Linked DNA regions of Homo sapiens: region 2 is linked to region 1. The links are chromatin loops, found by intact Hi-C in ENCODE. Cell type or tissue: CD4-positive, alpha-beta T cell. All regions are shown on one strand. Each heading gives the region's core, and the rest is flanking DNA. Links, peaks and the distances in the headings are about the cores only.

Region 1 (16,196 bases), core at 7,190-15,189:
GAATCACCTTTCAGCGGGCCCAAGCGATGAGCACACCTTGATCTTCACCTTACGGATCCCGCGCCCAACTCAAGATTGGGAAGGTGGCTGGCACTTTGTGACAGGAAGAGTCCCATAAAAATCATACAGAAAAGGGCCAAAATCGGGACAGAGACTACAGACTGTTTCCCAAGCGCTGTGGGAGTTTCCCACCCACTCTGAAGTCCTTGGGTTTGCGCGGAGACGTAAACTGCGCATCCCACGAGGCCTGTTTCTTTCCCTCTCTCTTTCTCTTTTGTTGTTGTTGTTGCTGCTGCTGTTACGAAAATTTTTGTGGTTTTATTGTATCATGAGGCATTGAAACATCCGGCGACTCAATGTCTAGGCGGTGAGGCAGCCGCTTTCTCCTTCACTTTCTTTGGGTTAAGTAGAGCAACTTGTCAGTAGTTTTGTTTTTTTTTGTTGTTGTTGTTGTTTTTGAGACGGAGGCTTGCTCTGTCGCCCAGGCTGGAGTGCAGTGGCGCGATGTCGGCTCACTGCAAGCTCTGCCTCCCGGGTTCAAGCGATTCTCCTGCCTCAGCCTCCTGAGTAGCTGGGACTACAGGCGTGCTCCACCACGCCCGGCTAATTTTTGTTTTTTAGTAGAGACGGGGTTTCACCATGTTGGCCAGGCTGGTCTCGAATTCCTGACCTCGTGATCCGACTGCCTCGGCCTCCCAAAATGCTGGGATTACAGGCGTGAGCCGCCGCGACCGGCCAGATTTTTTTTTTTTTTAAAGGACAACCTTTTGCATTACTTAAGTCTTTCCAAGGCATGCGCTGGTACAACACAAACTTTTCCCATTACATGCAGCTAGTCTAGTGTCCAGACGTCATGCACAACACCTCCGTGGCATCAGCGCACTGCGCCCACTCCCACTGCGACCCTGCTCATTTGTGCATCATATCTGGAGGAGTGGCAATAGTTCTGGAAAGAGGAGGGAAGAGGAGGCAGCGTGAGGGCCCGGTGGAGAGGAGGTCAGCTGAAGTTGTGCAGAGCAAGCCTGCATATCATTGGTGCAAACCCAAGCATCATTGCATCGCTGATGTTTTGTTTTGTTTGGTTTTGTTTTGTTTTTGAGACGGAGTCTCACTGTGTCGCCCAGGCTGGAGTGCAGTGATGTGATCTCGGCTCACTGCAACCTCCGCCTCCCAGGTTCAAGTGATTCTCCTACCTCAGCCTCCCAAGTAGCTGGGATTACAGGCGTGCTCCACGCCTGGCTAATTTTTGTATTTTTAGTAGAGACAAGGTTTCACCATGTTGGCCAGGCTGGTCTCGATCTCCTGACCTCAAGTGATCCACCCGCCTCAGCTTCCCAAAGTGCTGGGATTACAGGCATGAGCCACCACACCCAGCTGATGTTCTTTAGTAGGAATATCTGGTGGAACCCCAAGATGGGGTCTTCATCCGCCACGAAGCCTGTTTCTATAGAAAGGGATAGTTCTGGTGGCTCTTAGGTGTGGTCCCTGAACCCCACACTTTCCACATACTTACACACCAACCTCCTTCCCCCAGGAAAACAAGAAGTCGGTCTTCAGGGTGTTACCGTGTAGCTCTGGTTCTGTATGTATTCTGTGCCTTTATGTATAATTGTGTGTATTTGCAATCATGTCTGTGGCTGGATGTATGTTGTTTATGAGTTTGTGTTTATGGTTTGTTTTTGTTTGTTTGTTTGTTTGTTTTGAGATGGAGTTTCACTCTTGTCATCGCCCAGGCTGGATTGCACTGGCGCAATCAAAAAAGAGTAAAATAACAGAAATCAGAATGGGCTTATAATACTCTTACCCCTCTCCACACAGGACAGAAGAGTCAATTTTATACTTTTGTGGATGTTCTAACTTCACCTGCTTATCTGAACCATCTTTATGGTGCAGACTAATATCTATTTTTCTGCTGTTACAGAAGAAGTGGGAACATTTTCTTCTTATCTTTCTGAGGTTATTTACACCAGTGAGGAGGGCCTGCAGTTCCAAGGTTAAGCACCAACATTCCACTGTTACCATTGAGAGCAAAGAGCAGACCCTAGAAGTGAAAACAAAACCTTTACCACAGGAAGACAAGAGCAAAAGATGATGTTCTTGAGTGGCATATGAAGATGCTCACAGCCAACATCACATGCCTATCAGATATTTTATGTACATCATCTCATCAACTCCAGGAGGCAGAGACTAAGAGACTAGCCCCAGTCACAGAGCTAGAAATTGGCCAAGACAAGGTTCAATCTGAGGACTGTCAAATCCAGAACTGGAATTTCTTTTTTTTTTTTTTTTTTTTGAGATGGAGTCTCGCTCTGTCACCCAGGCTGGAGTGCAGCGGCATGATCTCAGCTCACTGCAACCTCCACCTCTTGGGTTCAAGCGATTCTCTTGGGACTACAGGTGCACGCCACCACGCCTGGCTAATTCTTGTATTTTTAGTAGAGACGGGGTTTCACCATGTTGGCCAGGATAGTCTCAAACTCCTGACCTCATGATCTGCCCGCCTTGGCCTCCCAAAGTGCTGGGATTACAGGCATGAGCCACTGCACCTGGCCTTAGAAGCCTCAGTTCCTGATGGCAGTTGGGATCTGCCTTTCCTTCCCTGGACTGCCTACCTCTTGTCTTTTAGGTTACATATGAGAAAACAAACCTCCAATTCACCAAAACTATTGTTATTTGGGGAGCTGTCTCTTACTATCAGCCAAACATAACTCCTCAATGACACTGTTAGTTTAGCACTGCCATTATAATCAGGAGGGATCTGGGTCCAGCTGCGGGAACATGAAGAGGCACTAGTGGGATGACCACAGCCAGCCCCTGTTGATTCACCAGGAGACTGCAGATGCATGAGCAAGTCCAGCCAAGATCAGCCAGACAAGAACTCCCAGCGGAGCCCAGCCCAATTTGCCAACTCTCAAACTATAATTTTTTTTTTTTTTTTTGAGACGGAGTCTCGCTCTGTCTCCCAGGCTGGAGTGCAGTGGCGCGATCTCCCCTCACTGCAAGTTCCACCTCCTGGGTTCACGCCATTCTCCTGCCTCAGCCTCCCGAGTAGCTGGGACTACAGACGCCTGCCACCACACCTGGCTAATTTTTTTGTATTTTTAGTAGAGATGGGGTTTCACTGTGTTAGCCAGGATGGTCTCAATCTCCTGACCTCATGATCCGCCCGCCTTGGCCTCCCAAAGTGCTGGGATTACAGGCATGAGCCACCGCGCCCAGCCCTCAAACCATAAGTTAAATAGATGACTGTTGACTCAAGCCACTAATATTTGGGGTAACTTTTTTCTTTTTTCTTTGCTTTTTTTTTTTGAGACCAAGTCCCACTCTGTCATCCAGGCTGGAATGCAGTGGCATGACCTCGGCTCACTGCAACCTCCACCTCTGAGGGTCAAGTGATTCTCCTGCCTCAGCCTCCTAAGTAACTGGAATTACAGGCACCAGCCACCATGCCTGGCTACTTTTTGTGTGTTTTCAGTAGAGATGGGGTTTCACTATGCTGACCAGGCTGGTCTTGAACTCCTGGCCTCAAGTGATCCACCCGCCTCAGCCTCCCAAAGTGCTGGGATTACAGGCAGGGGTGAGCCACTGCGCCCACCTGGGGTAACTTTTTATGCCACAAAAGCAAACTGATGCAAGGCATTCCAAGAGGCCTTTGAGCCTCTTGCAAGTCAAGCTGATTGCAAGACACTCTGCCTTTGATAAAATGTAGTGGACAGAGAAGCAGTGGTTTCAGTGGCAGAGATGACAAATTGTTGCCCAATATTCGTTGTCCCCTTCTTTCTCAACAAAATGGAACCTCTGATTATGCTGGGTTTAGCATAGCCATCTAGAATAATGGTTACATATCCCAGTGTCGGGCCTCCGAGCCCAAGCTAAGCCATCATATCCCCTGTGGGCCTGCACATATACATGAAGATGGCCTGAAGCAACTGAAGATCCAAAAAAGAAGCGAAAATAGTCTTACCTGATGACATTCTACCATTGTGATTTGTTCCCGCCCCACCCTAACTGATACGATATATTCTGCCTGGTCCTTAAGAAGGTACTTTGTAATATTCTCCCCCGCCTTTAAGAAGGTACTTTGTAATATTCTCCCTGCCCTTGAGAATGTACTTTGTACGCCCATCCCAAACCTATAAGAACTAATGATAATCCCACCTTTGCTGACTCTGTTTTCGGACTCAGCCCACCTGCACCCAGGTGAAATAAATAGCCTTTTTGCTCACACAAAGCCTGTTTGGTGGTCTCTTCACACGGACGTGCGTGACATTTGGTGCCGTGACTAGGATCAGGGGACCTCCCTTGGGAGATAAATCCCCTGTCCTCCTGCTCTTTGCACCGTGAGAAGGATCCACCTATGACCTCGGGTCCTCAGACCAACCAGTCCAAGGAATATTTCACCAATTTTAAATTGGGTAAGCAGTCTCTTTTTACTCTCTTCTACAACCTCTCTCACTATCCCTCAACCTCTTTCTCCTTTGAATCTTGGCGCCACCCTTCAGTCTCTCCCTTCTCTTAATTTCAGTTCCTTTCCTTTTCTGGTAGAGACAGAGGAGACGTGTTTTATACGTGAACCCAAAACCCCAGCGCTGGTCACGGACTCGGGAAGACAGTCTTCCCTTGGTGTTTAATCACTGCGGGGACGCCTGCTTGATTATTCACCCACGTTTCAGAGGTGTCTGATCACCACGGGGACGCTTGCCTTGATCCTTCACCCTTAGTGGCAAGCACCACTTTCCTGGGGGGCAAGCACCCCCCACCCCTTCTCTCCATGTCTCTACTCTCTCTTTTCTCTGGGCTTGCCTCCTTCACTATAGGCAACCTTCCACCGTCCGACCCTCCTTCTCCCTTAGCCTGTGTTCTCAAGAACTTAAAACCTCTTCAACTCACACCTGACCTAAAACCTAAACACCTTATTTTCTTCTGCAATGCTGCTTAACCCCAATACAAACTCGACAATGGTTCTAAATAGCCAGAAAACGGCAATTTTGATTTTTCCATCCTACAAGATCTAGATAATTCTTGTCGTAAAATGGGCCAAAGGTCTGAGGTACCTGATATCCAGGCATTCTTTTACACATTGGTCCCTCCCTAGTCTCTGTTCCTAATGCGACTTGTCCCAAATCCTCCTTCTTTCCCTCCTGCCTGTCCCCTCAGTCTCAACCCCAAGCGTCACTGAGTCTTTTCAATCTTCCTTTTCTACCGACCCATCTGACCTCTCCCCTCTTCCCCAGGCTGCTCCTCCTCAGGTCGCTCCCCACCAGGCTGAATCAGGCTCCAATTCTTCCTCAGCCTCCTCTCCCCCGCCCTATAATCCTTCCATCACCTCCTCTCCCCACACCCGATCCAGCTTACAGTTTTCTTCTGCAGCTAGCCCTCCCCCACCTGCCCAGCAATTTCCTCTGAAAGAGGTGGCTGGAGCCAAAGGCATAGTCAAGGTTAATGCTCCTTTTCCTTTATCCGACCTCTCCCAGATCAGTTAGTGTTTAGGCTCTTTTTCATCAAATATAAAAACCCCGCCCAGTTCATGGCTCGTTTGGCAGCACCCCTGAGGCCCTTTACAGCCCTAGACCCTGAAGGGTCAGAAGGCCTCTTATTCTCAATATGCATTTTATTACCCAATCTGCTCCTGACATTAAATAAAGCTCCAAAACCCCCACAACAGGACTTAATTAACCTCGCCTTCAAGGTGTACATTAATAGAGTAGAGGCAGCTGCATAGCAACATATTTCTGAGTTGCAATTCCTTGCCTCCATTGTGAGAGAAACCCCAGCCACATCTCCAGCACACAAGAACTTCAAAATGCCTACGCCGCAGTGGTCTAGCATTCCTACAGGACCTCCTCCATCAGGATCTTGCTTCAAGTGCCAGAAATCTGGCCACTGGGCCAAGGAATGCCTGCAGCCCGGGATTCCTCCTAAGCTGTGTCCCATCTGTGCAGGACCCCACTGGAAATTGGACTGTCCAACTTGTCCGGCAGCCACTCCCAAAGCCCCTGGAACTCCGGCCCAAGGCCCTCTGACTGACTCCTTCCCAGATCTTCTTGGCTTAGCGGCTGAAGACTGACACTGCCCCATCACCTCGGAAGCCTCCTGGACCATCACAGATGCTCTGGGCAACTCTTACAGTGGAGGGCAAGTCTGTCCCCTTCTTAATCAATACGGAGGCTACCCACTCCACATTACCTTCTTTTCAAGGGCCTGTTTCCCTTGCCTCCATAACTGTTGTGGGTATTGACGGCCAGGCTTCTAAACCTCTTAAAACCCCCCAACTCTGGTGCCAACTTGGACAACACTCTTTTATGCACTTCTTTTTAGTTATCCCCACCTGCCCAGTTCCCTTATTAGGTCAAGACATTATAACCAAATTATCTGCTTCCCTGATCATTCCTGGGCTACAGCCACACCTCATTGCCACCCTTTTCCCCAGTTCAAAGCCTCCTTCACATCCTCCCCTTGTATCTCCCCACCTTAATCCGCAAGTATGGGATACCTCTACTCCCTCCTTGGTGACCGATCATGCACCCCTTACCATCCCATTAAAACCTAATCACCCTTACCCCACTCAACACCAATATCCCATCCCACAGCACGCTTTAAAAAGGTTAGGCCGGGCGAGGTGGCTCACGCCTGTAATCCCAGCACTTTGGGAGGCCGAGGCGGGCAGATCACGAGGTCAGGAGATCGAGACCATCCTGGCTAACATGGTGAAACCCCGTCTCTACTGAAAATACAAAAAATCAACCGGGTTTGGTGGCGGGCGCCTGTAGCCCCAGCTACTCGGGAGGCTGAGGCAGGAGAATGGCGTGAACCTGGGAGGCAGAGCTTGCAGTGAGCCAAGATCGTGCCACTGCACTCCAGCCTGGGCGACAGAGCAAGACTCCATCTCAAAAAAAAAAAAAAAAAAAAAAGGTTAAAGCCTGTTATCACCCACCTGTTACAACATGGTCTCTTGAAGCCTACAAATTCTCCTTACAACTCCCCTATCCTACCCATCCAAAACCAGACAAGTCTTACAGGTTAGTTCAGGATCTGTGCCTTATCAACCACATTGTCTTGCCTATCCACCCCATGGTGCCAAACCCGTATACTCTCCTATCCTCAATACCTCCCTCCACAACCCATTATTCTGTTCTAGATAAACCTAGCTGACCCCATAAATCCTAAATCCTTTCCCCACTCCCCTTTCCATTCCTTAAAAAACAGCCCTGGCCGGGCACAGTGGTTCACACCTGTAATCCCAGCACTTTGGGAGGCCGAGGCAGGTGGATCACAAGGTCAGGAGATCGAGACCATCCTGGCTAACATGGTGAAACCCCATCTCTACTAAAAATACAAAAAATTAGCCGGGGGTGGTGGCGGGTGCCTGTAGTCCCAGCTACTCAGGAGGCTAAGGCAGGAGAATGACATGAACCTGGGAAGCGGAGCTTGCAGTGAGCCGAGATCGCGCCACTGCACTCCAGCCTGGGCAACAGAGTGAGAGACTCTGTCTCAAAAAAAAACAAAACGAAACAAAAAAACAAAAAAAAACAGCCCTAAAAGCTGCTCCCACACTAGCTGTCCCTAACTCATCCCAACCCTTTTCATCACACGCAGCTGAAGTACAGGGCTGTGCTCTCAGAATTCTTACACAAGAGCCAGGACCGCGCCCTATAGCCTTTCTGTCCAAACAACTTGACCTTACTGTTTTAGCCTAGCCCTCATGCCTGTGTGTGGTGGCTGCCGCTGCTTTAATACTTTTAGAGGCCCTCAAAATCACAAACTATGCTCAACTCACTCTCTACAGTTCTCATAACTTTCAAAATCTATTTTCTTCCTCATACCTGATGCATATACTTTCTGCTCCCCGGCTCCTTCAGCTGTACTCACTCTTTGTTGAGTCTCCCACAATCACCATTGTTCCTGGCCCGGACTTCAATCCGGCCTCCCACATTATTCTGGATACCACACCTGACCCTCATGACTATCTCTCTGATCCACCTGACATTCACCCCATTTCCCCATATTTCCTTCTTTCCTGTTCCTCAGCCTGATCACACTTGGTTTATTGATGGCAGTTCCACCAGGCCTAATCGCCACACACCAGCAAAGGCAGGCTATGCTATAGTATCTTCCACATCTATCATTGAGGATACTGCTTTGCCTCCCTCCACTACCTCTCAGCAAGCTGAACTCATTGCCTTAACTCAGGCCCTCACTCTTGCAAAAGGACTACGCGTCAATATTTATACTGACTCTAAATATGCCTTTCATATTCTGCCCCACCATGCAGTTATATAGGCTGAAGGAGGTTTCCTCACTACGCAGGTGTCCTCCATCTTTAATGCCTCCTTAATAAAAACTCTTCTCAAGGCCACTTCTCTTCCAAAGGAAGCTGGAGTCATTCACTGCAAGGGCCATCAAAAGGCATCAGATCCCATTGCTCAGGACAACGCTTATGCTGATAAGGTAGCTAAAGAAGCAGCTAGCTTTCCAACTTCTGCCCCTCACGGCCAGTTTTTCTCCTTCACATCGGTCACTCCCACCTACTCCCCCACTGAAACTGCCACCTATCAATCTCTTCCCACACAAGGCAAATAGTTTTTAGACCAAGGAAAATATCTCCTTCCAGCCTCACAGGCCCATTCTATTCTGTCGTCACTTCATAGCCTCTTCCATGTAGGTTACAAGCCGCTAGCCCATCTCTTAGAACCTCTCATTTCCTTTCCTTCGTGGACATCTATCCTCAAGGAAACCACTTCTCAGTGTTCCATCTGCTATTCTACTACCCCTCAGGGATTGCTCAGGTCCCCTCCCTTCCCTACACATCAGGCTCGGGGATTTGCCCCCGCCCAGGACTGGCAAATTGACTTCACTCACATGCCCTGAGTCAGGAAACTAAAATACCTCTTGGTCTGGGTAGACACTTTCACTGGATGGGTAGAGGCCTTTCCCACAGGGTCTGAGAAGGTCACCACAGTCATTTCTTCCCTTCTGTCAGACATAATTCCACGGTTTGGCCTTCCCACCTCTATACAGTCTGATAACGGACCAGCCTTTATTAGTCAAATCACCCAAGCAGTCTCTCAGGCTCTCGGTATTTAGTGGCTCCTGGTTTTACCTCAAATCGCCTTAAGTCTCTCTTGAAGTGGATAGATCTTCAGTGGCAAGGTACCCTCCAATACTTTCACCCTGATGAAGTCCTATTCTTTACTTCTATGCTCACTGTTATTCTGGTTCCCATTCTTTTTTTTTTTTTGAGACAGAGTCTTGCTCTGTTGCCCAGGCTGGAGTGCAGTGGCGCGATCTCGGCTCACTGCAAGCTCCGACTCCTGGGTTCACACCATTCTCCTGCCTCAGCCTCCGGAGCAGCTGGGACCACAGGCGCCCGCCACCACACCCAGCTAATTTTTTGTATTTTTAGTAGAGATGGGGTTTCACTGTGTTAGCCAGGATGGTCTCAATCTCCTGACCTCGTGATCCGCCCGCCTCAGCCTCCCAAAGTGCTGGGATTACAGGGGTGAGCCACCACGCCCGGCCTTGGTTCCCATTCTTATGCCATCCTCTACCTCTCCCCAGCTATCTCCACCACACTATCAATCTCACTCTCTCCCAGCCATTTCTAATCCTCCTTTAACAAACAATTACTGGCTTTGCATTTCTCTTTCCTCCAAAATTGCCAAGGCCTCGACTTACTCACTGCTAAAAAAAAAAAGGACTCTGTATATTTTTAAATGAAGAGTGTTGTTTTTACCTAAATCAATCTGGCCTGGTATATGACAACACAAAAAAACTCAAAGATAGAGCCCCAAAACTCACCAGCCAAGCAAGTAATTATGCTGAACCCCCTTGGACACTCTCTAATTGGATGTCCTGGGTCCTCCGAATTCTTAGTCCTTTAATACCTGCTTTTCTCCTTCTCTTATTTGGACCTTGTGTCTTCTGTTTAGTTTCTCAATTTATACAAAACCGCATCCAGGCCATCACCAGTAATTCTAGAAGGACAAATGCTCCTTCTAACAACCCCCAGTATCACCCCTTACCCCAAAATCTTTCTTCAGTTTAATCTCTCCCACTCTAGGTTCCCACGCTGCCCCAATCCCACTCGAAGCAGCCCTGAGAAACATCGTCCGTTATCTCTCCATACCACCCCCAAAAATTTTCACCGCCCGAACACTTCACCACTATTTTGTTTTGTTTTTCTTATTAATATAAGACAGGAATATCAGGCCTCTGAGCCTAAGCTAAGCCATCATATCCCCTGTGACCTGCACGTACACATCCAGATGGCCTGAAGCAACCGAAGATCCACAAAAGAAGTGAAAATAGCCTTAACTGATGACATTCCACCACTGTGATTTGTTCCTGCCCCACTAACTGATACCATATATTCTGCCCCACCCTTAAGAAGGTACTTTGTAATATTCTCCCCGCCCTTGAATGTACTTTGTACGCCCATCTCAAACCTGTAAGAACTAATGATAATCCCACCATCCTTTGCTGACTCCCTTTTCAGACTCAGCCCACCTGCACCCAGGTGAAATAAACAGCCTTGTTGCTCACACAAAGCCTGTTTGGTGGTCTCTTCCCACAGACGCACGGGACACCAGCATCCCTACCAACTGGGTATGATAATGTAATTAACTTCTGTCAATGAGACTGAGTAGGAGTAAACATGTCTCCTTCCATTTTACCCCAGTCTGCGGTCTGAAACAGAGTGGGAACTATCTTACCCTATGGGCAAAGGCAACCCCCTGGGGAAAGGAGCTACACAGTAGGATGAGCTTGGACCCAGGCAATGTTACAAAACAGAGCCATCATCCCAACTCAGACTTTTACATGTGAAAGAAATCAACTATTGTCAGCCAGGCAAAGTGGCTCACACCTGCAATCCCAGCATTTTGAAAGGCTGAAGCGGGAAGACTGCTTGAGCCCAGGAGGTTGAGGCCGCAGTGAGCTGTGATTGCACCACTGCACTCTAGCCTGGGTGACAGAGGGAGACCCTGTCTCAAAAAAAGAAGAAGGCCGGGCACGGTGGCTCACGCCTGTAATCCCAGCACTTTGGGAGGATGAGGTGGGAGGATCACGATATCAGGAGATCAAGACCATCCTGGCCAACATGGTGAAACCCCGTCTCTACTAAAAATACAAAAAAAAAAAAAAATTAGCTGGGTGTGTTGGCACGGGCCTGTAATCCCAGGTACTTGGGAGGCTGAGGCAGGAGAATCGCTTGAACCAGGGAGTGGGAGCTTGCAGTGAGCTGAGATTGCGCCACTGCACTCCAACCTGGTGACAGAGCGAGACTCCATCTCAAAAAAAAAAAAAAAGAAAAAGAAAAAGAAATTAAAACAAAAAAAGAAAGAAAGAAAAAGAAAATCAACTGTTGTGTTGGTCCATTTGGGCTGCTGTAACAGAACACCGTAGACCTGGTCATTTACAAACAATACAAATGTATTGCTCACAGGTCTGTAGGCTGGAAAGACCAGGATCAGGGCGCCAGAAGACTCAGTGTGGAGGGAGGGCCTGCTCTCTGCTTCACAGATGGTGCCTTCTTGCTGTGTCCTCACACAGCCAAAGGGGCAAGGGGCTCTCCCTCAAGCCTCTTTTATAAGGACATTAACCCCATTTGTGAGGGCTCTGCCTTCATGACCTAGTCACCTCCTAAAGTCCCGTGGAATACTATTGCATTCATGATCAGGTTTCAACATGTAAATTTTGAGGGGATACATACATTCAAAGCATAGCAACTGTCTGGTTATTTGGGATTTAGGGCCCAGTGGCCAGACCCACATGGTCACTAATAAGACATCCCAAATGGAAAGTCGGAAAGGCAGAACAGCAAACAATACTTATTGTCACTGAACTGACTCTCCCATACGAAACTTTACGTGTCACTTTTTAAATTTACTTTTGCATTGTGTGTGTGTGTGCGTGTGTGTGTGTGCGTGTGTGTGTGTGTGTGTGTGTGTGTGTGATGGAGTCTCGCTCTGTCGCCCAGGCTGGAGTGCAGTGGTGTGATCTTGGCTCACTGCAACCTCCCCAGTTCAAGGCGATTCTCCTGCCTCAGCCTCCTGAGTAGCTGGGATTACAGCCACCACTATGCCCAGCTAATCTTTTTTTCTTTTTTTTTGTAATTTAGTAGAGATAGGGTTTCCTCGAGTTGGCCAGGCTGGTCACAAACTCCTGACCTCAAGAGATCCTCCTGCCTCCAGCTTGCAGTGAGCCGAGATCACGCCACTGCACTCCAGCCTGGGTGACAGAACGAAACTCTGTCTAAAAGAAAAAAAAAAGAGATCCTCCCGCCTCTGCCTCCCAAAGTTCTGGGATTACAAGCAGGAGTCACCTCGCTTGGCCTGCTTTTGAATTTCTTAATTTGGATATGCTTAACATATCATAAGATGTACCAACTAAAGTACAATTCAGAGTTTTTCAGTATATTCACGTTGTGCAACCATCACCACTATCTAATTCCAGAACATGTTCATCATCGAAAAAGAAACGCCATTCTCTTAGCCGTCATCTCTACCCACCGTCCCCTAGCCCCTCAAAAACACGAACCTCCTTCCTACTTCTGTGGATTTGCCTATTCTAGAAAATTCATATAAGTGGAATCATATGTGACCTTTGATGTCTGGTTCCTTTCGCTTAGTATGTTTTCAAGGTTCGTGCGTGTCACACCACATGTCAGCACTTCATTCCTTTCCGTGGCTAGACAACATTCCACTGTGTGGATGAACCAACGTATGTTTATCCGTTCATCAGTTAATGAGCATTTGAGTTGCTTCTGCCTTTTGGCTATTATGAAAAACTAGCGGTGGGCCAGGCGCGGTGGCTCACGGCTGTAATCCCAGCACTTTGGGAGGCTGAGGCAGGCGGATCACCTGAGGTCAGGAGTTCGAGACCAGCCTGGCCAACATGGTAAAATCCCGTCTCTACTAAAAACACGAAAATTAGCTGGCGTGGTGGCAGGCGCCTGTAGTCCCAGCTACTCGGGAGGCTGAGGCAGAATTGCTTGAACCCGGGAGGTGGAGGTTGCGGTGAGCCGAGATCTTGCCATTGCACTCCAGCCTGGGTGACAGAGTGAGACTCTGTCTCAAAAAAAAAAAAAAAAAAAAAAAAAAGCTGGGCATGGTGGCTCACACCTGTAATCCCACCACTTTGGGAGGCTGAGGCGGGAGGATCAGCTGAGGTCAGGAGTCTGAGACCAGCCTGACCAATATGGTGAAACCCTGTCTCTACTAAAAATACAAAAATTAGCCAGGCATGTTGGTGGGCACCTGTAGTCCCAGCTGCTTGGGAGGCTGAGACAGGAAAATTGCTTGAACCCGGGAGGTGGAGGTTGCGGTGAGCCGAGATCATGCCACTGCACTCCAGGCTGGGTGACAGAGCAAGACTCCATCTCAAAAAAAAAAAAAAAAAAAGATGCTGCGGCCGGTGCAGTGATTCACACCTAAAATCCCAACACTTTCAGAGGCTGTTGTGGGAGGATCACTTGAGCCCAGGAATTCAAGGCTGCAGTGAGCCGTGATCACGCCACTGCACTGCAGCCTGGGCGACAGAGCAAGACCCTGTCTCTAAAAATTAAAAATAAAAATGCTACTATGAACATTCATGTACAAGCTTTTGTGTGGACAAAGGTTCTTGGTTCTCTTGGATATACATCCAGGAGGGGAACTGCTGGGTCCTGCAGAAATGCTTTCACTTGTTGAGGAACCGCCAGGCTGCTTGCAAAGCTGTTGCATTTTCCATTCCCACCAGCAGTGTGTGAAGGTTCAGCCTGCCGTACTTTAATGATTATTGGTGACACTCTTTCAAGTAACTTGTTGGTAATAAGAAGTCAATTAACCAGGAGAGACCAGCTGCATCTCAACCATAATAACATCAGAGAACCCAGCGGGTGTCTGAGGGGAGCGTTTATTTCAAGCTACCGATGGGACAAACACTCCCAGGCTTCCCAGGTGCCACTGTCCGGGGCGGCATCCTCACTTCCAGCGGCCTCCAACGCGGCCCTTCCCTGCCCCCTTCCGGCTGTAGAAGAATGAGGTGGTATCAGGAAAAAGGGGCCCCTCCAGTCTCTGAAATGGGCCCCAGGCCCTCAATTCAGGAAGCCCATTCCCCAAAATATTAGCCCTCCCTGCCCAGAGGAAGCAGTGAGCAAAACAACTGTCACCTCTTTTGGGTTCTATGACTGGGGGGCAGCGGCTGGTGGTCAAAGCCTCGCTGACATGTGGGAGCTGATATTTGGGGGCGAGTGCAGGGTGTTCATGGGGGAGCTGATGAATGTTTATGAGTCAGGGGCCAGGGTGGGGGGAGGAAGGGTTGGATGATCTGGGCATGGGTGGGTAACACGCAGGAAGGGCTGGGGTGAAAGAGACAGGAAATGGGAGAAGAGGAGAAGGGAGAGGGAGAGGAGGGAGGAAGGAAGAGGGAGTGGAGAAACAGAGAGATTCAGGGAAGACCCTCTCGGCTGGGCGCGGTGGCTCACGCCTGTAATCCCAGCACTTTAGGAGGCCAAGGCGGGTGGATCACGAGGTCAGGAGTTCGAGACCAGCCTGACCAACATGGTGAAACCCCGTCTCTACTAAAAATACAAAAATTAGCCACGCTTGGTGGCGCGCACCTGTAATCCCAGCTACTCAGGGGGCTGAGGCAGGAGAATCGCTTGAACCCGGGAGATGGAAGTTGCAGTGAGCTGAGATCACTCCACTGCACTCCAGCCTGGGTGACAGAGCGAGACGCAGTCTCAATAAAAAAAAAAAAAAAGAAAGAAAAAGAAAAAGGAACTGAGACCCAGGATTCCGAGAGCAGAGAGAGGAGGACAGAGAAGGAAGGACAAAGAGAAAGGGGCAGAAACTCAGGCAGTGGGGGATGGAGCCCACAGAGGGAGGGAAAGAGGCCTGAGAGTCAGCGGGAGGGTAGGGACAAGAGCAAGGGCTTGAGACGGTCACACTCACAACTTCTGGGCGTGGCTGATGCGGTTGTACAGCACGTTGATCTGCGGAGGCAGAAGACAGATGCTGGGACAGCCGGTGGGGACGTGGGGACGGGCCACCCACCCCTGCCTGGAGTTTGCTGGTCCCTCCCAGCCCAGCCCTGCCCTCTCTCCCTCCCTCCCTGCGGAGCTGGGTCTCACCTCATATTTCTGCTGTTTCAGCTTCGCCATCAGGTCGAACTTCTCAGACTCCAGCTGGTGGATCCAGTCCGACAGCTCCTGGGCTTTCTCCCTGGCAGGGCAGGAGGGCTGTGATGGAGGCAGCCAGGCAGACCGGGCCCTAGGCCCAGGGACGGAGAGGAACTTGGGCCCAGAGAGGTTGTGGGAACCACCCAAAGCCACACAGCGAGACTGTGAGTTCAGCGTTGTCGGCACCATTTTGTTCATATTTGAGGCCGAGAGTTTTAAAATCTGTGCCCACTTTCTCCACATCCGAGCTGGAGCTCTCGCATTTCCCAAGGGGAGAGAAGGGTGTCATGATTAAGAGACCAGGCTCGGCACCTGTAATCCCAGCACTTTGGGAGGCAGAGGCCAGCAGAACACTTGAGCCCAGGAGTTCAAGACCAGCCTGGGCAACAAAGAGAGACCCCGTCTCTGCTAAAAATAATTAAAAAAATTAGCCAGGCAGGGTGTTTCCGGCTACTTGGGAGGCTGAGGCAGAAGGAACCTGGGAGGTCAAAGCTGCAGTGAGCTGTGATTGCACCACTGTATTCCTGCCTGGCAACAGAGCAAGACAAAAGAAAGGAAAGAAAAGGAGAAAGGAAAGTGGGGAGGGGAGGGGAGAGGAGAAGAGGGGAGGGGAGAGGAGAAGAGGGGAGGGGAGAGGAGAAGAGGGGAGGGGAGAGGAGGGAAGAAGAAGGGGAGGGAGGGAGGGGAGGGGAGACGAGGGGAGGGGAGGGGAGGGGAGACGAGGGGAAGGGAGGGGAGGGGAGAGGGGAAAGAAAAGGAAGAAAGAAAAGACCGAGCCCAGGCTCTGCAGTTAGAAGCCCCTGGTTCAATTCCCAGCCATGCCATTCTCTGGTTTATGAATATGTCACATGACTTCCTTTAGAATCCTGTTTCCTTCTCTAGAAAATATGGAAATAAAACTGTGGAAGAGATGGCTGCTTGCCTACCTGTTAGCCCTTCTCCCTTTCTTCTAGAAATAGCCTCTTGTGCATTAGGCTGAGTTGAAAAACTACTTTGCCCAATCTCCCTTGCAGGTAGGGGTGGCTACTCAGACGAA
Region 2 (15,581 bases), core at 1,865-9,864, 68 kb after region 1:
TACTCAACGCGAAGACTACAAGGAGGAAGACCTTTATGATGATCTACTTAATAAATAGCGAGTACATTTTCTCTTCCTTAGGATATTCTTAGTAACATTTTTTTCTTTAGCTACTTGATTATAAGAATACAGCATATAGTACGGCCGGGCGCGGTGGCTTACGCCTGTAATCCCAGCACTTTGGGAGGCGGAGATGGGCACATCACGAGGTCAGGAGATCGAGACCATCCTGGTTAACACGGTGAAACCCCATCTCCACTAAAAATACAAAAAATTAGCAGGGCGTGGTGGTGGGCGCCTGTAGTCCCAGCTACTCGGGAGGCTGAGGCAGGAGAATGGCGTGAACCCGGGAGGTGGAGCTTGCAGTGAGCCCAGATCACACTACTGCACTCCAGCCTGGGTAACAGAGCAAGACTCTGTCTCAAAAACAAACAAACAAACAAAAAGAATACAGTATGTAGTACATATTACAGATGAAATGTATGTTGTTTATGTTATTGGTAAGGCTTCCAATCAAGAGTAGGCTATTAGTAGTTAAGTTTTGGGGGAGTCAAAAGTTATGTGCAGATTTTTTTTTCTTTTTCTTTTTCTGAGACAGAGTCTTGCTCTGTCACCCAGGCTGCAGTGCAGTGGTGCGACCTCGGCTCACTGCAACCTCTGCCTCCCGGGTTCACGCCATTCTCCTGCCTCAGCCTCCTGAGTAGCTGGGACTACCGGTGCCCGCCACCACTCCTGGCTAATTTTTTGTATTTTTAGTAGAGTTGGGGTTTCACCGTGTTAGCCAGGGTGGTCCTGATCTCCTGACCTCGTGATCCACCTGCCTCAGCCTCCCAAAGTGCTGGGATTATAGGCATGAGCCACCATGCCCGGCTGTTATATGCAGATTTTCTACTGTGTAGGGGACAATTGTTCAAGGGTCAACTATCCATCATTTTCACAGGTGACCTGGTTGCTGAAGAGTGACTCCTGGCCAGGCATGGTGGCTCACCCCTGTAATCCCAACACTTTGGGAGGCTGAGGTGGGTGGATCACTTGAGCCCAGGAGTTTGAGACCAGCCTGGGCAACATAACAAAACCCAGTCTCTACTAAAAAAACAAAAGTTAGCTGGGTATGGTGGTGCACACCTGTCATCCCAACTACTCAGGAGGCTGAGCATAAGAGTCACTTGAACCCGGGAGGTGGAGGCTGCAGTGAGCTGAGATTGCACGACTGCACTCCAGACTGGGTGATAGAGTGAGACTCTGTCTCAAAAAAAAAAAAAAGAAAAAGAAAGCAAAACAAAACAAAAAGAACCCCAACAAAATAGCTGGGCATGGTAGTACATGCCTGTAGTCCCAGCTACTCAGGGGACTGAGGCAGGAGGATCACTTGAGCCTGGGAGGTGGAGGCTGTGGTGGGCATGATCGTATCACTGCACTCCAGCCTGGGCAACAGAGTGAGACCCTGTCTCAAAAAAGAACAAAACGAAACAAAACAAAAAAGTGATTCTTGCCTTCCTTAGCTTAGACTAGTGGTTCTCAACAAGGGTGATTTTGCTCCCAAAGAGACACCGGGCAATGTCTGGAGACGCTTTTGGTTGTCACAGCTTGGAAGTGGGAGTGCTGCTGGCACATAGTGGGTGGGAAGCAGAGGTGCAGCTCAATATCCTACAATGCGCAGGACGGCCCCCCCACAACAAAGAAGGATCTAGCCGGAAACGTCTGTAGTGCCGAGGCGGGGGAAACACTTTGCTGGTTGTGAAATCATCCCTGGCATGGACGGCTTCTGTTCTCCCCAGATTGAGGCTTCATCTTCTCAGAGGTCCTGCTGGCTGGGGAAGGACTCCCCGGCAGCGGAGCCTACCCAGATCTGGTGGTGTCTTTTTTTTTTTTCTTGGTTTGTTTTTTGAGACGGAGTTTTGCTCTTCTTGCCCAGGCCGGAGTGCAATGGTGCAATCCCGGCTCACCGCAACCTCCGCCTCCTGGGTTCTAGTGATTCTCTTGCCTCAGCCTCCTGAGTAGTTGGGATGACAGACACGCGCCACCACGCCCAGCTAATTTTTTGTATTTTTAGTAGAGACAGGGTTTCTCCATGTTCGTCAGGCTGGTCTCGAACTCCCAACCACAGGTGATCCTCCCGCCTCGGCCTCCCAAAGTGCTGGGATTACAGGCGTGAGCCACCGCGCCTGGCTGATCTGGTGGTGTCTATGGGTGCTCTCAGGCTCTGATGGCACAGTTCTCCCAAGATCTGTCATTAGATGTCTCGTCTTAGGGTAGGCTCAAGCCTATGGCCCATCTTCATCAGCCTTGAAGGCCCCCAAGCTGCAGCTTCTCAGCAATCCTGGGAAGAGTGTGTTTGTTGACAGGGAACTGAAGGGTCTTACAACCTGTACGGGAGACTTGGCCTCACAGAATGGACTTGGCCTCACAGAATTGGACTAGAGGACCTGTTCTCTCAGGGATCCTTGTTACTAAGGGAGAGAACTTTCTAAGCAATGGGGTCTGGCAAAGCCCAGTTCAAACAGCATCCACTGGTCACCACATCAACCCTCAGTCTCTCTCCAGATTGGAGACCCAATCTCATAAGAAACCCTATTCCTAGGAAGTGATTGATGGGGCAAAGTGAAGCTTATGGCCATGGTCTTGGTACATGGCCAGGTCTTTCCAAAGCTTAAGCTCCAAAGTTTTTCAGGTACCCCATTGATTACTGCAAGATGATACAACCACATTAGGAAAAATAAAACCCGGGGTGGGGGGTAGTTAAATGTATAGTTCCCATGTGATCCCTCAGTTCCACTACTGGGTATAGACCCAAGAGAAATAAAAACATACGTCCACACAAAACCTATCCACAAACGTTCCTAGCGGCATTACCCATAATGGTCAAAAGTGGAACTACTCAACTGACCCATCAACTGGATCAATGAATGGATAAAAATGAATGGGTAGGCCAGGTGCGGTGGCTCACACCTGTAATCCCAACACTTTGGGAGGAGGAGCCAGGAGGATTACTTCAGGTCAGGAGTTCGAGACCAGTCTGTCCAACATGGCAAAACCCCATCTCTACTAAAAAAATTTAAAAATTAGCTGGGCATGGTGGCTCATGCCTGTAATCCCTGCACTTCAGGAGGCCGAGGCGGGTGGATCACCGGAGGTCAGGAGTTTGAGACCAGCCTGGCCAACATAGCAAAACCCCATCTCTATTAAAAGTATAAAAGTTAGCTGGGCGTGGTAGGAGGCGCCTATAATCCCAGCTACTCAGGAGGCTGAGGCAGGAGAATCGCTTGAACCCGGGAGGTGGAGGTTGCAGTGAGCCGAGATTGCACCACTGCACTCCAGCCTGGGCGACAAGAGTGAAACTCCGCCTCAAAAAATAAAAAATAAAAAATAAAAAGTTAGCCAAGCATGGTGGCACATGCCTGTGATCCCAGATACTTGGGTGGCTGAGGCACAAGAATTGCTTGAACCCTGGTAGCAGAGGTTGCAGTGAGCAGAGATCATGCCACTGCACTCCAGCCTGGGTGACAGAGTGAGTCTCAAAACAAAAACAAAAACAAAAAAACAAATTATGCTCAGTGAAAGTGGCCAGTCACAAAGAAACACATAATGTATGATTGCATTTTTTTTGTTTTTGAAACAGGGTCTCGTTCCTTCACCCAGGCTGGAGTGCAGTGGCCCCGATCATAGTTCACTGCAGTCTCAACCTCCTGGGCTCAAGTGATCCTTCTGACTCAGCCTCCTGAGTAGCTAGGACTACAGACACACACCACCACAGCTGGCTAATTTTTTAAAATGTAGAGATGGGGTCTCACTCTGTTGCCCAGACTGGTCTCGAACTCCTGAGCTCAAGTGATCCTTCCACCTCAGCCTCCCAAAGTGCTGGGATTCCAGGCATGAGCCACTGTGCCCACTCTATGATTGCATTTTAATGAAACGTCCCAGAGAGGCAAATCTATAGAGATTGAAAGTGGATGAGAGATTTCCGAGGGCTGGGGGCTGGGGAATGGGAGAACTAGGGGGTGGTGGCTCAGCGGGGTGAGCTTTCTGTTGGGGGTAATGAAAATGTTCTAAAATTGATAGTGATGATGGTTGCACAATGTTGTGAATATAAGAAGAGTCACTGAATTGTAACTTTAAGTGGTGAGTTGTGGATGGCGCGGTGGCCCACACCTGTAATCCCAGCACTTTGGGAGCCTGAGGCAGGCAGATCACCTGAGGTCAGGAGTTCGAGACCAGCCTGGCCGACATGGTGAAACTCCATCTCTACTAAAAATCCAAAAATTAGCCGGGCGTGGTGGCACGTGCCTGTAGTCCCAGCTACTCAGGAGGCTGAGGCAGGAGAATCACTTGAACCCGGGAGGCAGAGGTTGCAATGAGCCAAGATCGTGCCACTGCACTCCAGCCTGGACAAGAAGAGCAAAACTCCATCTCAAAATACAAAATAAAAAAGATGTTTCAAAGGAAATGAGAAACAAAAGAGTCCCACTGATTTCCTCACAATGGGGCCTGATGGGGTCTACCGAGAATTTCATCATAGCTGGCTGGCCCGCGCGGCTCCGCTCACCTGCACTCTCGGTGTGGCAGACCACAGAGTGAGACACGACCTTCATTCCGTCCCAGATGGTCGTGATGGTGGCTGGGTAGGACCGAGCCGGCCCGAGACCCAACACAGACACAGCCTCCCCACATGAAGATCTGTCCTGGGAGCCCCGCTGTCCTCCCACCTCCAACTCAAAGGCCTCGTAGCCTCCCTGGGGGCAGGACCAGATCAAGTTGACTCCATAGCCCGCTGAGGTGCTGACACAGGAAGTGATGGTGACTGTGTCTGGGTCTGGGTGAAGGAAGCAAGAGGTCAGCAGTGCCATCCAAGGTGGCTTTCCACCCCCTCCACCCCTACCCCCAGTTTTCTGAGACGAGCCCATCCCTTCCTCGCCAAATCCAAACTACCTCATCTTCCCTCCTTTTCTGTCCTCCCCGAATGGACACAAATAAGTCCTTTTAAACTACAACTCCCATGAGGCCTTGGGCTCCTCCATCACTGCAGCTCATGAAGTCATGGCCTGTGGCCTGATGGAATTTGTATTCCATTCATCTCTCAGCTCGCAAGGACTGTGAGCTAAGCCCAGTTCACCACTTGAAGGCAGGAAGGGGATTCTCACATGTGGACGCACAGAGGCTCTGCGTGGAACTGGCTACGTCATTCCTCTCTGCCCACACGGTGAAATTGTACAACGTCCCGGGTTCCAGGGCCTCCACTTTGTACCACGTCTCATTGGTCCTGCTGGTCTGGTTGACCCAATTCGCTTGGGGATCTTGCCCCCTCCGGGGATGTCCCTTGCTGGCCCACTGGACCCAGTATACGTACAACTGAGAGTGGGGGTCTCCAGGGGCCTTCCACCACAGCATGACTGAGTTCTTAGTCTGAGTTTCATTCTGGAGATCTGTGACCTCATTGGGAGCTGAGAAGTGAGAACAGAGGCCTAAGGGGGTATCCTCGAAGACCCTCCTACCCCAGCCTGTCTGCCTCTCCCCCACAGCAAAGCTGAGATATCCATTATTGATGGCTCCAGTGGCTAAGGAGGCTGAACCACAGGAAAGAGTCTAGATACCCAAAGACCATGGGGACCAGAATCTCCTAGCCCTCTCCGTCCCCTGGCTACAGCCCTGGGTCCCACCCTGTCATCTTTCTGTTCTTCCCAAATGCACACCAATTCCACCTACTGAAACTACAGTTCCCATGAGGCTATGGATTCTCTGTATCGCTTCAGCTTATGAAGTCATGGCCCCATGGTGTGATGGGATTTGTAGTCCTCCACCTCTCATGGCCCTCGAGATCTGATCTCTGTATTTTCTTTCCCACAGGAACCCCAGGTAGGGTGTCTTCTCACTCTAGACACACCACGTTTGTAGAGGGAGCTGATAAATTTCATCTTTTTAGCCCAAATGACCAAGGATTAAAGAGTTCCAGGTTCAGGCCAGGCATAGTGGCTCACTCCTGTAATCTCAGTGCTTTGGGAGGCCGAGGCGGGAGGATCACTTGAGCCCAAGAATTCGACACCAGCTTGGGCAACATAAGGAGACCCTCTCTCTACAAAAAATATTTTTTTAAATGAGCTGGGCATGGTGGCGCATGTTTGTGGTCCCAGCTACTCAGGAGGCTGAGGTGGGAGAATCAGTTGAGCCCAGGAGGTCGAGGCTGCAGTAACCATGATCACACTACTGCACTCCAGCCTGGGCAACAGAGCAAGACCCTGTCACACACACAAAAAAGAATGAACCTAGTCTCCAGAGTGATTTTGATTTTTCTCATGAGTGGGACCCACCGTGCCTAGGCTGAGAGGTGGGGCCCTCTCGCTTCATCTAATTCCCTGGGACCAGCTGTTGGCTATTGTCCAGCTGGTGACTTTGTCAGCTCCTGAGAGGTGGTGCTGGACAATTGAGGGCTCCCCCTGACCCCAAAGAGTCCATTTCCCAAAGGGAGAAAAAACAGGTCCCACAGCTTGGAAAGCCCTGTCTGCTAAGAAACGACACCCACTAGGAACGGGACCTACAGGTTTAAGCTCCGGCCGGTGAGGCTGGAGAGGCCCATGGGTACTCTTCATCTCCCAAGGAGCTCCCAAAGTCCTTTCATCTTTTTCCTTCCCCCATCCTAATAGGGCTGGGTTCAGAACCGACTGTGTCTCACCAGTGGCTGCAGTGAGGGTGCTGTTATAGCCTCTGACCTCATTCCTCTCGGCCCAGACGGTGAGGTGGTACAGGCTGCCAGCTTCCAGTTCCTTTAGGGTGATGTCAGTACCTGAGGTGCTTTGGGTCCTGGGGTCAGTCATGCCTTCCCTGACCCATGAGACCCAGTAGCTGTAGGAAGACTGGCCTGGGCCCTGGGGAGCTGTCCAGCGCAAAGCAATGGTGCTGTTGGTCCAGTCCTGCTTGCTGAGGCTTGTCACTGCGTTGGGGACTGGGAGAGGGAGCAGAGTCAGGATTTCCACATCCCCTAGTCCTCAAGAGTCCAGAACACAGTGATACGCCCTGTCCTTGTGCAGCCCAGCTCATCCAGAAACACTTCCTGGCAGGGCACAGTGGCTCAGGCCTGTAATCCCAGCATTTTGGGAAGCTAAACCGGGAGGGTTGCCTGAGCCTGGGAATTTGATACCAGCCTGAGCAAAATAGTGAGACCCTATCGCTACTAAAAATTAAAACAAATTAGCTGGGCATAGTAGCACATGCCTGTAGTCCCAGCTACTAGGGAGGCTGAGGTGGGAGGATCGCTTGAGCTTGGGAGGTTCAGTCTGCAGTGAGCTATGATTGTGCCTCTGCACTCCAGCCTGGGAGACAGAGCAGGACCGTCTCAAAAGAAAGAAAGAGAGAGAGAGGCCGGGCGCAGTGGCTCACGCCTGTAATCCCAACACTTCGGGAGGCCAAGGTGGGTGACTTGAGGCCAGGAGTTCAAGGCAAGCTTGGGCAACATGGCAAAACCCTGTCTCTACTAAAAATACACAGATTAGCTGGGTGTGGTGGTGCGTGCCTGTTGTCACAGCTACTTGGAAGGCAGAGGCAGGAGAATTGCTTGAGCCCAGGAGGCAGAGGCTGCAGTGAGCTGAGATTGTGCTATTGCACTCCAGCCTGAGTGACAAAGGAAAACTCTGTCTCAAGAAAGAAGAAAGAAAAGAAGGAAAGAAAGAAAAGAAAGAAGGAAGGAAGGAAAAGAAAGAAAGAGAAAAGAGAAAGAAAGAGAGAAAGGAAGGGAGGGAGGAGGGGAGGGAGAAAGGAAGGAAGGAGGGAAGGAAAGAGAAGGAAAGAAAGAGAAAGAGAAAGAAAGAAAGAGAGAGAGACAGAAAAAAAGAAAGAAAGAAGGAAAGAAAGAGAAAGAGAGAAAGGAAGGAACAAGGAGGGAAGGGAGGAAGGAAGGCTTTAAAGGAAGGAAAGAGAAGGAAAGAAAGAGAGAAAGGAAGGAAAGAAAGAAAGGAAAGAGAGAAAGCGAGAAAGGAAGGAAGAAAGGAAGGAAAGGGAAGGAAGGAAGGGGAAGGGAAGGAGAAAGAAAGAAAGAAAAGGCCTGTGTCCCCACAGCCCCACACTCAGCGGGAGAAGTCTGGATGGGCTCTCTTCTTCCTCAGGGCAGAGCCAGCCCCCAGCTGTGATTACATCTGTCCTGTGGACTTGGAGAGGCAGATGTCTGCAGAGCCTACGGACTACAGAGCCAGAGCCCAGAAGAGGTGCCACGCCGCTCCTGCTGGTTCTTAACCTCTCACCAAAACAGGGAGTGGCCGTTGAGGGTTCCTACCTGTGGAGATGCTGACATTCTGCCTGGAGCCACGTGCTCCATTTTTTTCTGCCCATACAGAGAATGTGTACAAGGTTCCGGGCTCAAGTCTCTCAGCTGTCACACTGGTATTTGTTGTGTTTCGGGTCTCTGTGCCACCACCGTCTCCAGTGTACTCTACCCAGTAGGTGTAGTCCTGAGGGTATGGGCCATCGGGGACTTCCCAGCATAGGGCGATGGAGCTGTTGGTCTGAGTCTCCATATGGAGGTTTCTCACTGGGTTGGGGGCTGAGAAAGTAGGAAGAAGATCCTATGTTGTCGGAGATACAGAACAGAACGGGGCAGGAGTGGGCCCCTCACTGCCCTCAACCATCTTAGCTCTTGTTCAACTGCTGGTGCCAGCAGATGCAGGGTGTATGTTCTAGACCGTGTTTCTCAGACTAATGTGCCGGGCGTGGTGGCTCACGCCTGTAATCCCAGCACTTCGGGAGGCTGAGGCAAGGGGATCACCTGAGGTCAGGAGATTGAGACCATCCTGGCTAACACGGTGAAACCTGTCTCTACTAAAAATACAAAAAATTAGCCGGGCGTGGTGGCTGGTGCCTGTAGTCCCAGCTACTCGGGAGGCTGAGGCAGGAGAATGGCGTGAACCCGGGAGGCGGAGCTTGCAGTGAGCCGAGATCGCGCCACTGCACTCCAGCCTGGGCGACACAGCGAGACTCCGTCTCAAAACAAACAAAAAAAACAAACAAAAAAAACAAAATAAAAATCTCCAATGGAATAGCATTAAGAGGTAGGGCCCTTGCAAGATTAGGTCATAAAGGTGAAGCCTTTATGCCTGGGGTTACTGCCTAAGAGAGGCCCAATGGCCCAGCACAGTTTCACATTTCATGTGAGATTACATGCCTGTAATCTCAGCAATTTGTGGGGCTGAGGTAGGGAGATTGCTTGAGGCCAGGAGTTAGAGACCAGCCTGGACCACACAGCAAGACCTCATCTCTAAAAAAAATAAATTAGTCAGGCATGGTGGCCCACGCCTGTAGTCCCTGCTACTTGGGAGGCTGAGGTCGGCGGATTGCTTCAGCCCAGGAATTTGAGGCTGCAGCGAGCTACGATCCTGCCACTGCACTCCAGCCTGGATGACAAAGCGAGACTCCAGCTCTAAAAAAAAGAAAAAAATAAGAGAGACTCAAGGGAGCTTTGTGTGGTGATGAAGACAGTCTCTCACTTTCCAATATGGTAGGCATTAGCACCGTGGAGGATGAAGGGGGGACTGGGAGCCCCTCAACAGGCCTTTTGAGCACATGAAATGTGAAACTGAATTTGCAGTTTCATGCAACTTTAATGAGTTTAAATTTAATAGCCACGTGTGGCTAGTGGCTACCATATTGGACAATGGAGGTGTAGACACAGGGAGCTGTCCACATCAGGGTCATGGAGCTGATGATCTGAGTTTCCATCCTCAATATGTGACACAGTTGGGAACTAGAAGAAGAGTCAGAGGGTCAGAGTGTCCCCACTCACAGTATCTAATTCCTTGAAAGCTCAGGTAACATGCCTTGGCCCCTACACATTCCTCTTGGTGCAGGAAGGTGCCCCTTGGCATTATGGTCCACATTCTAGAGAGTCCTAGACACAGACTGGCCCCAACTTAGCAGCTGGAGGTACCATGGACATTCATTCCTTCTTCATCTCCTGAGCTGAGACTGCCCCAGGATGTGGACATGAGTACCTGGCTCAATATGGCCCAGAGGGACTATGGAATAGACAATCGTCTACATTCTACTGCTTACTGTCCCTTAAACAAATAAGAGATCAAACAAATGGCGACTGCCTCTCACCTGTGGTGGCATTTCGAGTCTCCCGGGAGCTGTTGATTCCATTCTTCCCCACCCACACGGAAAACACATACAAACACCCGGGTTCAAGTCTATCCACGGTGATGTTGGTGTGTGCTGTGCTTCGAGTCCCTGCTCTGCCACCATCTCCAGTGTACTCAACCCCGTAGGTGGAGTTCTGTGGGTCTGGGCCATCGGGGACCTCCCAGGTCAGGGCGATGGAGCTGTTGGTCTGAGCCTCCACTGTCAGGTTTCTCACTGGGTTGGGAGCTGAAAACCAGCACAGGAGGGAAAATCAGTTGTAGTTTCTGGCCCTCAAACTTTCCAGCCCTTCCTTAACCATTGCATCCAGCAGGTGGAGGCAGGGAGGCCCAGTTCTGCACTGTCCAGTGTGGCAGCCACGAGTTCCACGTGAGTGTTGAGCACCGTGAGGTGGCTTTTGTGAAATGAGATGAGCCGTTAGTGTAAGATCCACACCGGCTTTCGAAGAGTTCGTATGAAATTAAGAATTAAGAATGTCAACTATCTGATTGATCCTATACACACACACACACACACATATATATACACATACACATATATATACACACACATATATATACATACACATATATATATATATTTTGTGGGTATATACTCAGTGTGTATATTTAATGATCCTTTCCTTATATTGATTACATGTCAAAATGATAATATTTTGTATCTGCCAGGCGCAGTGGCTCACACCTGTAATCCCAGCACTTTGGGAGGCTGAGGTAGGCGGATCACCTGAGGTCAGGAGCTCAAGACCAGCCTGGCCAACATGGCGAAACCCCGTCTCTACTAAAAATACAAAAGTTAGCCAGGTATGGTGGCATATGCCTGTAGTCCCAGCTACTCAGGAGGCTGAGGCAGGAGAATACTTGAACCCAGGAGGTGGAGGTTGCAGTGAGTCAAGATCATGCCACTACATTTCAGCCTGGGAGACAGAGACTCTGTCCCAAAAAAAAAAAAGGGCTGGGCACGGTGGCTCACGCCTGTAATCCCAGCACTTTGGGAGGCCAAGGCGGGTGGATCACAAGGTCAGGAGATCGAGACCATCCTGGCTAACACGGTGAAACCCGTCTCTACTAAAAATACAAAAAATTAGCCAGGTGTGGCGGTGTGCGCCTGTAGTCCCAGCTACTCGGGAGGCTGAGGCAGGAGGATGGCCTGAACCCGGGAGGCAGAGCTTGCAGTGAGCCAAGATTGCGCCACTGCACTCCAGCCTGGGCGACAGAGGGAGACTCTGTCTCAAAAAAAAAAAAAAAAAAATTGTATCTGATGGGCTACATAAAATATCTCATAGTAATTTAGTTTCTTTCTTTCCTTCCTTCCTTCCTTCCTTCCTTCTTTCTTTTTTGAGACAGGGTTTCTCTCTGTTGCCCAGGCTGGAGTGCAGCAGTCCAATCAGAGCTCACTGCAACCTCTGCCTCCCGGGCTCAAGCGATCCTCTCACCTCAGCCTCCCGAGTAGGTGGGACCACGGGAACACGCCACCACAGCTACTTTTTTATTTTTTTTGTAGAGACAGGCTGACCAGTTTCTTTGTACTTATTTTTATGTGGCTGATAGAAAATTGAAATTCTCACCTGTGGCTTCCACTGTGTTTCTATTGGACTAAAGAACCTGTCACATTTTGTCAGCTCCCAACCACCCCCTACCACTGTCCTTATAAAAGAAATAAAAATAAAACAGCGGCTGCCTCTTACCTGTGGCACTAGTGACAATCTCCACAGAGCTATTTACTCCGTCTTTCTCCACCCACACAGAACACGTATACAATGACCCGGGTCCAAGGCCATCCACGGTGACTCTGGTGTCTGTTGTGTTTCGAGTCTCTGTTCTGCCACCATCTCCAGTGCACTGAACGCAGTAGGTCGAGTTCTGTGGGTCTGTGCCATCGGGGACCTCCCAGCTCAGGGAGATGGAGCTGGTGGTCTGAGCCTCCACTCTCAGGTTCCTCACTGGGTTGTGAGCTGAGAAATTAGGAAGAAAGATCTAATATGAGCAGGACTACAGAACATAACGGGGGCAGCCAGTGAGCTTTTTGTTTGTTTGTTTTTTCGAGACAGAGTCTCTGTCTGTCATCCAGGCTGGAGTGCAGTGGCACGATCTCGGCTCACCACAGCCTCCGCCGTCCGGGTTCAAGCGATTCTCCTGCCTCAGCCTCCCGAGTAGGTGGGACTACAGGTCTGCACCACCACACCCGGCTTATTTTTATATTTTTTCACCATGCTGGCCAGGCTGGTCTCGAACTCCTGACCTCAGGTGATCCTCCCACCTCGGCCTCCCAAAGTGCTGGGACTACAGGCGTGAGGCAACATGCCTGGCCAAGTGGGCATTTTTGATCATCAGAGTTCCTAGTTGTCCCTCAACAGCTGGTGCCAGTAGATGCAGAGTTTATGGTCTAGACCAGGGCTTCTCATTCTTTGCTGTGTGCACATCTCACAGGGGACCTTGTGAAATGCAGGTTCTCACTCAGCAGGGCTAGGATGGAGCTGAGAGACTGCACTCCCCCCCACCCTTTTTCTCCCCCACCAGTGTCACTTGCCAATGTATTTCCATCAGCTCTCAGAGACCCGGATGCTGCCCACACATGGACCACACTTTGAGTAACAAAGACCTGAGCCAGCGCTTTCCAACTGAGCTTCTGCAACGATGGAAATGCTCTCCCACCTTCCAGTATGGTAGGAGAACAGAGAAGGAAATGGAAGCCCTTCAACAGGGCTTTCAAACATATGAAATGTGAAACTGAATTTGCAGTTTCATGCAACTTTAACGAGCTTAAATTTAATAGCCATGTGTGGCTGGTGGCTACCATATCGGACAATGGAGATCTAGCCAGAGGGAGCTCTCCACATCAGGATCATGGAGCTGATGATCTGAGTTTCCATCCTCAATATGTGACGCAGCTGGGGACTAGAAGAAGAGTCAGAGGGTCAGAGTGTCCCCACTCACAGTATCTAATTCCTTGAAAGCTCAGGTAACATGCCTTGGCCCCTACACATTCCTCTTGGTGCAGGAAGGTACATTCTAGAGAGTCCTAGACACAGACCGGCCCCAGCTTAGCAGCTGGAGGTACCATGGACATTCATTCCTTCTTCATCTCCTGAGCTGAGACTGCCCCAGGATGTGGACATGAGTACCTGGCTCAATGTGGCCCAGAGGGACTATGGAATAGAAATCCGCTACGTTCTCCTGCCTACTGCCCCTTAAACAAGTAAGAGCAAAACAAATGGCGACTGCCTCTCACCTGTGGTGGCATTTCGAGTCTCCCGGGAGCTGTTGATTCCATTCTTTCCCACCCACATGGAAAACGCATACAAACACCCGGGTTCAAGTCCATCCACGGTGATGTTAGTGTGTGCTGTGCTTCGAGTCCCTGCTCTGCCACCATCTCCAGTGTACTCAACCCCGTAGGTGGAGTTCTGTGGGTCTGGGCCGTCGGGGACCTCCCAGGTCAGGGCGATGGAGCTGTTGGTCTGAGCCTCCACTCTCAGGTTCCTCACTGGGTTGGGAGCTGAAAACCAGCACAGGAGGGAAAATCAGTTGTAGTTTCTGGCCCTCAAACTTTCCAGCCCTTCCTTAACCGTTGCATCCAGCAGGTAGAGGCAGGGAGGCCCAGCTCTGCACTGTCCAGTGTGGCAGCCACGAGTTCCACGTGAGTGTTGAGCACCGTGAGGTGGCTTTTGTGAAATGAGATGAGCCGTTAGTGGAAGATCCACACCGGCTTTCGAAGAGTTCGTATGAAATTAAGAATGTCAACTGTCTCATTGATCCTTTATATATATTTGTGTGTGTGTGAGTATATACTTGGTGTATATATTGAATGATCGTTTTTATATTGATTACAAGTCAAAATGAAAATACCTTGTATCTGCCAGGTGCAGTGGCTCACACCTGTAATCCCCGCACTTTGGGAGGCCGAGGCAGGCGGATCACCTGAGGTCAGGAGTTCGAGACCAGCCTGGCCAACATGGCGAAACCCAGTCTCTACTAAAAATACAAAAGTTAGTTGGGCATGGTGGCACATGCCTGTAGTCTCTGCTACTCGGGAGGCTGAGGCAGGAGAATCACTTGAACCCAGGAGGCAAAGGTTGCAGTGAACCAAGATCATGCCACTGCACTCCAACCTGGGCGACAGAGCAAGACTCTGCCTCAAAAAAAAAAAAAATTGTATCTGATGGACTACATAAAATCTCTCATAGTAATTTAGTTTGTTTTTCTTTTCTTTTGTTTTCTTTTGTTTTCTTTTCTTTTTTTTTTTTTGAGACAGGGTTTCTCTCTGTTGCCCAGGCTGGAGTGCAGCGGTCCAATCAGAGCTCACTGCAACCTCTGCCTCCCGGGCTCAAGCGATCCTCTCACCTCAGCCTCCCGAGTAGATGGGACCACGGGAACACGCCACCACAGCTACTTTTTAATTTTTTTGTAGAGACAGGCTGACCAGTTTCTTTTTACTTATTTTTATGTGGCTGATAGAAAATTGAAATTCTCACGTGTGGCTTCCACTGTGTTTCTATCCAACTAAAGAACCTGTCGCATTTTGTCAGCTCTCAACCACCCCCTACCACTGTCCTTATAAAAGAAATAAAAATAAAGCAGTGGCTGCCTCTTACCTGTGGCAGTAGTGACAGTCCCCACAGAGCTATTTACTCCGTCTTTCTCCACCCACACAGAACACGTATACAATGACCCGGGTCCAAGGCCATCCACGGTGACGTTGGTGGCTGTTGTGTTTCGAGTCTCTGTTGTGCCGCCGTCTCCAGTACACTGAACCCAGTAGTTGGAGTTCTGTGAGTCTAGGCCATCGGGGACCTCCCAGCTCAGGGAGATGGAGCTGGTGGTCTGAGTCTCCACTGTCAGGTTCCTCCCTGGGTTGGGGGCTGAGAATTGGGAAGGAAGGTCTGACAAAAAGGGAACCAGGTCAGTACAATCCCTCCCAACCCCTGAGCTCACGCCCCAAGTCCAGAAACAACGGCGCTCATAAACCCCTACCATGGACCACTGGACCCCACGGGGACCCCCCAGAGGCTCACGGCAGTTGCGGTCCCACCTCTTCGAGTGGGCAGTGAGTTCAGGCAGGGGTCACTCACCAGGCGCCCTGGCCCCTGTCCAGCTGCACAGGCCCTGGAGGGAACCCAGAGAAAACGGAGTCAGCCTCTCAACCACTCCTCCGCCCAGTGAGGCCGAGGGGCTGGGAGGAGCGGCTGGTCCCCGCCCCATGAGTCACCCTTGCATGGGAAGGAGGGGCCGGTGTTAGGCTGGGCTGTCACGACCTCGACCGTCTTTCCTGGGTCGAGGAGAGAAGGGGGAGCATGGCAGGAGCAGAGCTTAGGGAGCTGGGGTTGGCTCCACCCGATAAGGCTGAGAGATAAAATTAATGATTTCATTTCCTGAAATATATGTCCTTGGAAAACCGAGGGCAGAGAGCAATGAACAGACTGGGAAGGGAGAAAAAAACCAAGGTTGGGGATCAGGAACCTTGGC

What was found. Peaks named below come from ENCODE experiments on the same cell type or tissue, not always from the same donor. Only the 100,000 strongest peaks of a DNase experiment are listed, where the experiment ranks them.
Region 2: a loop joins it to region 1, with 7 times the contacts of the local background. A loop is called at or near these places in 2 of 110 quality-filtered maps.

What each region holds. Positions count from the first base shown.
Region 1 is chr19:55,118,954-55,135,149 of GRCh38, forward strand. TNNT1 (troponin T1, slow skeletal type) reads right to left here. Exons shown (of 14, transcript NM_003283.6): 12 at 15,113-15,251; 13 at 14,934-14,974; 14 at 13,745-14,007. The coding sequence ends at 13,962. It overlaps MIR7975 (microRNA 7975), which reads right to left and starts at 4,339; the gene lies at 4,272-4,339. RefSeq lists an enhancer at 1,978-2,067. In CD4-positive, alpha-beta T cell, for the core only: no CTCF peak of the experiment used is centred there; no DNase peak of the experiment used is centred there; H3K27ac peaks cover 54 bases; H3K27me3 peaks cover 1,621 bases.
Region 2 is chr19:55,191,979-55,207,559 of GRCh38, forward strand. It overlaps PTPRH (protein tyrosine phosphatase receptor type H), which reads right to left. Exons shown (of 20, transcript NM_002842.5): 2 at 15,188-15,221; 3 at 14,711-14,977; 4 at 13,348-13,614; 5 at 11,804-12,070; 6 at 10,078-10,344; 7 at 8,258-8,524; 8 at 6,665-6,934; 9 at 5,139-5,438; 10 at 4,544-4,810. Among named protein-coding and RNA genes, the nearest start is that of PTPRH, 9.7 kb to the right of the region's middle. In CD4-positive, alpha-beta T cell, for the core only: no CTCF peak of the experiment used is centred there; a DNase peak (open chromatin) is centred at 5,752; H3K27me3 peaks cover 1,537 bases.